Linked DNA regions of Homo sapiens: region 2 is linked to region 1. The links are chromatin loops, found by intact Hi-C in ENCODE. Cell type or tissue: PC-3. All regions are shown on one strand. Links, peaks and the distances in the headings refer to the core of each region. The heading gives the core; the rest is flanking DNA. Region 1 overlaps CMSS1 (cms1 ribosomal small subunit homolog). Region 2 has its middle 29 kb from the start of TBC1D23.

Region 1 (4,402 bases), core at 284-4,283:
ATTGCCATCCTTGTTTCTTCACTTCCATGTTTTTCTACCTCTATAGTTTCTTCTGTCTGTAACAGCCAAAACCTCACCTATGCATTAACTCTAATCTTTCTGTAAAAGTATCTGCCTTTATTTAACTTTCTGCTCATGACATGATTTATGTATATAAGAATCTTCATTTACAGATTGTTTCTTTTACTATACTTAGGTGTAGCTATTGTTCTCTTAGCCTAGTCTTGGAAAGGGTGTTCACAAGTAAGCATTGTTTAAGTCTCATATACTTTCCTCTAACAGCATACAAACATTTATGCCTGTAAAGATTTTTCTGGCCTGTTGACAAGGCTGATTTAGTAGATAATGTATTCTCCTACCAGAGCTTAAAGTTGAAATAACATATAATTGAAGCTGACCATTAATACTGATTTGGGAGTGGCAATATTTAGTTTGTTAAGTACTCAGGAAAGACATGAGCAATAGGAATTTGGACTAGTAATATCTTTTTAGACACATATTTCTCACAACTCAGTTTGGCTCCCTGGAAGGCATTTCTTTTGAATCAACTGCAATTCGTATCTAACAATTTCATAGCTTACAAGTAAGACTGCTATTAAAATGTTAACTAATTCTGGGGCAAAAGGGACTTCCAGGAAGGTTCAGTAATCATTGAACAGGGTGGTTAAAGGGCTATAAGATTAACCGAAAACATAGCACTTCTCATATACCCTTTAAGCAGAATTGATAAGGTATTTCCTAGAGATTAATGACATTCTGAGTTAATAGGCTGAGGGAAGGTCATTAATTCTTACACAAAGGTGGTCTGGAAAGTAGAAATGAAAAACAACTGCTAGGTCAAGCTGATGCAATCCCAGGAGACATTTCAGAAGATCAGTTTCCTTTTTAGAAGCCCATGCTTCTTACTGTTGTCACTCTTCCTTCTCCAAATAGCATACCTCATACTCAGGCTTTTAACCTCCTGGGATGCAAGTAGTTTTTTGAAAGGAGTTGTAAGTTCTCTGTTTATCAAACAAAAACTTTTTTTTAATCAATGAGCTTTCTTTTCTCACTTCAAACTTAGAAACATCATCTTGGAAGTCATTCAATTCACATAGCTTCTCACCATCAGATGGTGTGGACAGAAAGTTGTGCCTGGGAGTCTAGAAGTCAAGACAGACAGATTATACCTCCTAGGGGTTTCAATTAAATAAAATATCCATATGTGCTGTGTATAGCATATGGAGAAAATATGATATTACTGTCAATGGTAGACTAGGATTGATGGAACAATCAGATACAGATACCACATAGTAAATCAGAAGAGGTTGACTTATCAAAAGGATGCAGCAACAAGTCAGTACAGCCAGGATACCATTATGAGCAGAGGTGCAAGCTTCCAGCTGTGGAATACTCTCCAGGGATTTACACTTGCAGATGATAATGTCAGACTGAAAGCTCAGTCCTCTTCCAGGCCAGCCTAGGCATGACTGATTCTACATGTAACCTAATCTGGATCTGTTCCAAGGACCCTCCCATCTAGCCAGATTTATTAATCTCAGGATTATGCAAGATATGGCCCCAGGGACAAGAAGGACTCCAGCAGAAATGAGGGTAATGGTGGCAGATGATCTGGAGCCACCCATCTGAAAACTGCACCCAGAAACCCCACTTTGACTCTTTACCCAAAGAAAGGTTGAGAGCTGGAGAATGATTTCTTAGTTGAAAAAGATCTGCCTTCATGTGTGGGTATCATTTTCTCTAACTGTGTTTCCCTGGTAAGGGCTGTAGGATCCAGAAGCATATGCATGCTCACCTGGCCTAAAGCATGTTGCTCACCTTCCTGCTGTAAATGTAAGCTTCCTTTTGAATGCTTTAGATGAGTTATACCCCATCTGATTCACTCAAATTGTGTCTAACTGGTGGTTGTACTACTCCTAACCTAATGCCCTGATCCCTGTAGTATGTTTTCATATGTCTGGAAAATTTAAGATGCCAGAGGTTATATTGTTGCTTTTTAAAAATATGCAGAAAGTTAATAAGATAACAGAAGTATGCTAAGGGAAACTCTGAGAAAAATATTTTCTGGTCAGTAGATGAAGGGAGCCCCATTACAGTGGTGACTGGCATTTTGCCACCAATGTGTGTCTGACCTAACTCTCAAAGAATAAATACTTATGGATTTTGTTACACAGCCAAGAGATATAAATTTGTAGCTACCAGTTCAAAATGCTTAGTGCTGCAGGTACAGGTGAAAATCTTTATATTCTTCCATACAGTTAAAAAAAAATCCTTGTTTTATATACAGATTAATTCCACTAGACCTAGCTGGACCTTTTGAGTTCTCTTTTCAACTGAAATTGCCTTTTAAAGATGAACTGTCCAGATGTAGATGGGAATATAATAATAGAATTCTATGCTGAAAAAACTAGGTTATTTAGGTCATGATTGCAGTTTTATGATGCCATCTGGGAAAATGACAAAGTGCATGTGGGTTTTAAGTAAACTAAAGTTTTTCTCCCTTCAGTAAGCATTATAGCCTCTTCTGACACTTTGTTGGTAGAATTTCTGAACACTTTGTTTACTTTGAGAGTGATGAATCCACGGGTGTGTCATGATTTGAATTGGAGCTTTCCTTCCGCACATTTGGCAGGTATTTAATGCTTCAGTACAGTCTTTCTGAAACTAACCTAACCACTAAACGATAGGCTAGTAAAACTTGCAGTCTTGTGAGTATAAATGCTGTCTTTTTAAATTAGGAAAGAACAAATAAAACCCTGTTGGAAATTCCTTGTTTTAAAAGGAGTAATTTAACGCTCTACTGTTAACATTCTCCCAAGGTAGTATTACATAAATAATTACTGCTAGACAGGAAGAGTCATTTCCCATTATGGAATAATTTTGCACTTTTAGAAATTTCATTGTCTCCTCAGAATCCTCTGGACTGTGAGGCCATAAACTAACACTTTTTTGATTATGGAATCTTCATTACATGATTTATATTTTATGGTAGAAGAGAGCAAGAGAATTAAAAAAAAAAAAAAAAAAGTTACTTGCTTAGGGCCAGAGAATCTCAGGGAAGGGAAAAGGATGTTTCTACCTTTCTAACATCGGTCAAGAAAATTTCTGGTTTACATTTAATAATCAATTTTCTGGGATTTTTCTTAATGCCAAAACCATGAAATGAGGCATTTTAAATTCATACCTGTCCGTGGATGTGTACTCTAGAGCACTGGTTCTTAACTTAGGGTCCCAAAGAAAATACATGATTCAAATGCTAGTTCCTTTTATTTATAGATGACATTTCTAGCCCATGGCTTCTTAATTCGGTCCAGGGAATCCAAAGTTTTGTGTCTGTGTGCAATCTAACTAGGTCTTGTAGCATTTTTCAGCCTTTCAGAAGGAACTGACCACGTTGTCAAGACTGATTATTTTTTATAGATCCAAGGTATAGCACCATAGTGGGAGTTTTCTATATTAATGATAATGATAATAACAGCCTCTCATTATTGAGCACTTATGTGTCACTAACTGTGCTTATTACTTACCAAGGCAGGTACAATTCTTATCTGCATTTTATGGCTGAGGAAACATGAGGCTTTAGAGGGTAACTTGTTGAGGAACACACTGAAATGGAATTAGAAGCCAGTGATGCCATCTGGGAAAATCTATGCCCTTAGACATTAAATGCATTGTGGTACATTCTGGTTTTGACTCTGATTTTGTTTGATATTCATGTATTCAATTCAAACAGTCCTCACTGTATTCTAGTGGTTGGGCATTGCCCTGTATCTAGATGCTACTGTGTTACAATTCCGAGATCAACATTGGATTACAGGACCCAAGACAGTGTCTGGCACTCGTTTGTTTGTTAGATAACTAAGTAAGCAAATGAACAAATGTATGCCCCTTCCAAACATGGCTTGGGTCTTCTTTTGTGGTACACCTCATGCTCAGCACAGCGTGTGGTTGTGGTGGCTGTTGTTTTTGACAAACAGTAGGCTTGCTATGTCTATCTGAATACTAAAATCAGATCATATTCCCTTGTAACTGTGTATCTGTCAGAAGCCAGCAGCTTCTGGCCAGTTTCGCAACATGGCATTTGGAAGGCAGGTACTTAGAGTTTATTGCGTAGTTTTTGGTCCCATGGCTTTTTCAATGCAGTTTGACAGTCGGTATTATACAAGAACAGAGTTGAGTTTTCTGGGTTCTACAGGATGATCGTTTTTAACTGTCTCTTAAAAAAAAAAAAAAGCATATTTCTCTGCCACTAACTTTCTCAGGCCTCAATTCTTCCGCTGTAAATCAAGGTGGTTGGACTCTATTAATCATTTTTTAAGGGTTCTTTTTCTTTTGTGTGTTTTAATATCCTAAAAAAAAATTTTTCAATGAAAATCTGCAAGAATTCCATACAACACCAAAG
Region 2 (4,402 bases), core at 99-4,098, 120 kb after region 1:
CAGCATAGATAAAACAGCCTTCTATTGAAAGAAGACACTGTCTAGGACTTTCATAGGTAGAGAGGAGAAATCAATACCTAGTTTCAAAGTGTCAAAGGACTAGCTGGCTCTCTTGTTAAGGGCTAATGCAGCTGATGACTTTTTTTTTTTTTTTTTTGAGATGGAGTCTCACTCATTTGCCCAGGCTGGAGTGCAGTGGCATGATCTTGGCTCACTGCAACCTCTGCCTCCTAGGTTCAAGTGATTCTCCTCCCTCAGCCTCCTGAGTAGCTGGGATTATAGGTGCCTGCCACCACACCCAACTAATTTTTGTATTTTTAGTAGAGATGGGGTTTTGCCATATTGGCCAGGCTGGTCTTGAACTCCTGACCTCAGGTGATCCACCTGCTTAAGTTGAAGCCAATATTCACTTATTATTCTGAAAATCTTAGTGCCTTTAAGAATTATCCCAAATCTATTCTGCTTGTGCTGTATAGATGAAACAAAAGGCCTACATGACAGCACCTCTGTTTACAGCATGGTTTACTGAATCTTTAAAGCCCACTGTTGAGACCTACTCAGAAAAAAAAATCACTTTCAAAATGTTATTGCTCATTGACCAATGCTGCTGATCACCCAAGAGCTCCGATGGACATGTACAGAGATTAATGTTGTTTTCACGCCTGCTAACACAAACTCCATTCTGCAGTTCATGGATCAAGGAGTAATTTTGGCTCTCAAGTCTTATTATTTAGGAAATATATTTTGTGACCAGGCACAGTAGCTCATGCCTGTAATCCCAGCACTTTGGGATGTTGATATGAGCAGATTGTTTGAGCTCAGGAGTTCAAGACCAGCCTGGGCAACGTGGTGAAACCCTGTCTCTACTAAAAATACAAAAACTAGCTTGGTGTGGTTGCATGCACCTGTAGTCCCAGCTATTCGGAGGCTGAGGTCGGAGGATCGCCTGAACCCCAGAGGTCGAGGCTGCAGTGAGCAATGACAGTGCCACTGCATTCCAGCCTAAGTGAGGGGAGTTAGACCCTGTCTCAAAAAAAAAAAAAAAAAAAAAAAAAAAAAAAAAGAAATACATTTTGTAAGGCTATAGCTACCATAGATAGCGATTCCTCTGATGGATATGGGCAAAGTAAATCGAAAGCCTTCTGGAAAGAATTCACCATTCTAGATGCCATTAAGAACATGTATGATTCATGCGAGAAGATTAAAATATCAGCCTTAACAGGAATTTGGAAGAAGTTGATTCCAGCTTTCACAGATGACTTCAGTGGAGGAAGTAACTGAAGGTGTGGTAGAAATAGCAAGAGAACTATAATTAGAAGTGGAATCTGAAGATGGAACTGAATTGCTGCAGTCTCATGATAAAACTTGAATGGATGATGAATTGCTTCCTATAGATGAGCAAAGACAGTGTTTCTTGAGATGGAATCTACTCCTGGTGAAGGTGCTGTTAACATTGTTGAAATGACAACAGAGGAGCTAAAATATTACCTACACTTAGTTGATAAAATAATAGCAGGATTTGAGAGGATTGACTCCAATTTTGAAAGAAGTTATACTGTGAGTAAAATGGTGTCAAACAGCATCACATGTTTCAGGGAAATCTTTCATGAAAGGAAGAGTTCATTGATGCAGCAAACTTCTTTGTCATCTTCTTTTCAAAAATTGTGACAGCTGCTGGGCACGGTGGCTCACGCCTGTAATCCCAGCACTTTGGGAGGTCGAGGCGGGCAGATCACGAGGTCAGGAGTTCAAGACCAGCCTGGCCAATATGGTGAAACCCCGTCTCTAGTAAAAATACAAAAACTAGTCGGGTGTGGTGGCACGCGCCTGTAGTCCCAGATACTCGGGAGGCTGAGGCAGAAGAATCGCTTGAACCTGGGAGGCAGAGGTTGCAGTGAGCAGAGATCACGCCACTGCACTCGAGACTAGGCAACACAGTGGGACTCTGTCTCAAAAAAAAAAAATATGACAGCAACCCCAACCTTCAGCAACCACCACCCTGATCAGTCTTCAGCCACCGACATGGAGGCAAGACCCTCCACCAGCAAAAAGAGTATGACTTGCTGAAGGTTGAGATGATTGTTAGCATTTTTTTGCAATCAAGTATTTTTTAGTTAAGGTATATACATTTTTTAGACATTGTGCTATTGCATACTTAATAGATTACAGTATAGCACAAAAATAACTTTTATATGCAATGGGAAACCAAAAAAGGTGTGTGACTCATTTTATTGTAATATTTGCTTTATTACAGTGGTCTGGAACCAAATTTGTACTATTTCCAAGGTGTGCTTGTACTGAAATATATATGGGTGAAGTGATGATGTTTAGAATTTGCTTTACAAAATTCCAGCAGGCCGGGCACCGTGGCTCATGCCTGTTATACCACCACTTTGGGAGGCTGAGGAGGGTGGATTACTTGAGGTCAGGAGTTTGAGACCAGCCTGACCAACACAGTGAAACCCTGTCTCTGCTAAAAGTACAAAAATTAGCCAGACGTGGTGGCAGGCACCTGTAATCCCAGCTGATTGAGAGGCTGAGGCAGGAGAATCACTTAAACCCAGGAAGCAGAGGTTGCAGTGAGCCGAGATTGCGCCACTGCACTTCAGCCTGGGCAACAGAGCAAGACTCCGTCTCAAAAAAATAAATAAATAAAAATTCCAGCAAAAACAAAGAAATAAAGAAATGCTGATAGGGTAATTGATTAAATAAAATTGGTAAAATGTTGGGACTTTTTGAAGGTGGACTATTGTTACCCGGAGGTTCATTATACTGTTTTCCCCCCATTTTTGTATGTGTTTTAAATTTTCTATTAAAAAAAGTAGGAGGGAAAAGTTGGAGGAGAAGAGGGTGCCGGCAATGCTAGAGTCACTCAGTATTTCCCTTTGAAAAGAACAGTTTCACAAAAAGTAACTCAAAATGGATCGTAGACCTAAATGTAAAATGGAAAACTATAAAACTCACATAAGATAACAGAGGAAAAAATCTAAGTGATCTTGGGTTTAGTGGTGATAAGTTTTTAGACACAACATCAGATCATGATCCATGAAAAAAAATTGATAGTTGGACTTCATTACAATTTAAAACTGCTGTCCAGGCATAGTGGCTCATGCGGCTGAAGCGGGAGGATTATTTTAGCTCAGGAGTTTGAGACCAGCCTGGGCAACATGGTGAAATGCCATCTCAAAAAAAAAAAAAAAAAAAAAAAAAGGATGCTCAACATCATATGTCATTAGGGAATTTTAAATTAAAATAACAATGAGATGTGACTACATAACTCTTAGAATGGCTAAACAAAAACACTATGCGACCAGATGCTGGAGAGCATGCAGAGCAACAGGAACTCTCATTCATTGTTGGTCAGAATGCAAAATGTTACAACCCCTTTGGAAGACAGTTTGGCAGTTTCCTACAAAGCTAATCTTACCATACTACCCAGCAATTGTGCTCCTTGGTTGCCTAAATGAGTTGAAAACTTATGTCCACACAAAAACCTACACATGAATGTGTATAGCTGCTTTAGTTATAATTGCCAACACTTGGAAACACCAAGATGTCCTTCAATAGGTGAACTGATAAACTGTGGCACATTCATACAAAGGAATATTATTCATTCCATTTTTTCCAATTCAGTAATAAAAAGAAACACCCTATCAAGCCATGAAAAGACACAAAATAAGCTTAAATGCATATTGCTAAATGAAAGAAGCCAATCTGAATAGGCTGCATCCTGTATAACTCCAACTATGTGACATTCTGGAAAAGACAAAACTATGGAGACAGTAAAAAGATTAGTGATTGCCAGGGCTTTGGGGGAGGGAAGAAAGATGAATAGGTACAGCATAGGGGACTCTTTAAGCAGTCTAGGAACCCCCTGGATTTTCCATTCAATTTTTCTATAAATCTAAAACTTCTCTAAAAAATAAAGTATATTAATTTAAAAAGAAAAAAAAGCTGCTGGTAATGCCTGTCTGCATGAAGAAAGGGGCCAGGGACAGATTTGCCTCCTTTCAAAGCTGTACATTACGTGTATGGCTATTAAATGGGAATACATTAAAGGGTTTACAGCACAATGAAGTTTCTCAAAATTAGGTCCTAGAACTACGTCTATCAGAAGCAACTGAGTTGCTTGTTAAATGCAGATTCCCAGGCCCTGGGCCAGAGCTACCAAATCAAAGTCTCTAAGAACAAGGCCTGGAAATCTGCCTTTAGAATACCCCAGTGATTCCTATGCACCCATTAGTATACACTCTACCAATCTGCTCAACTGTTAGTCTTTTATTTTTGCACATATGGAGGAATAAAGAGAAAATGTCCATTAAATTCTTCTCAAATATATGTAATAAGACTATGAATAGAAGGGCTGAAGACGGAAAGGGTAGGATGGACACACCACAGGCTG

What was found. Hi-C counts contacts between places; a loop is a spot of excess contacts. Peaks named below come from ENCODE experiments on the same cell type or tissue, not always from the same donor. Only the 100,000 strongest peaks of a DNase experiment are listed, where the experiment ranks them.
Region 2: it touches region 1 in a loop (6-fold over the local background); 1 of 110 quality-filtered maps calls a loop at or near these places.

Annotation. Positions count from the first base shown.
Region 1 is chr3:100,104,869-100,109,270 of GRCh38, forward strand. The region is part of intron 1 of CMSS1 (cms1 ribosomal small subunit homolog); the gene reads left to right. The region is part of intron 1 of FILIP1L (filamin A interacting protein 1 like); the gene reads right to left. Among named protein-coding and RNA genes, the nearest start is that of FILIP1L, 7.4 kb to the right of the region's middle. In PC-3, for the core only: no CTCF peak of the experiment used is centred there; DNase peaks (open chromatin) are centred at 1,833 and 2,563; H3K4me3 peaks cover 325 bases; H3K27ac peaks cover 3,235 bases.
Region 2 is chr3:100,229,612-100,234,013 of GRCh38, forward strand. No RefSeq gene overlaps it. Among named protein-coding and RNA genes, the nearest start is that of TBC1D23, 29 kb to the right of the region's middle. In PC-3, for the core only: no CTCF peak of the experiment used is centred there; a DNase peak (open chromatin) is centred at 2,270; H3K27ac peaks cover 1,482 bases.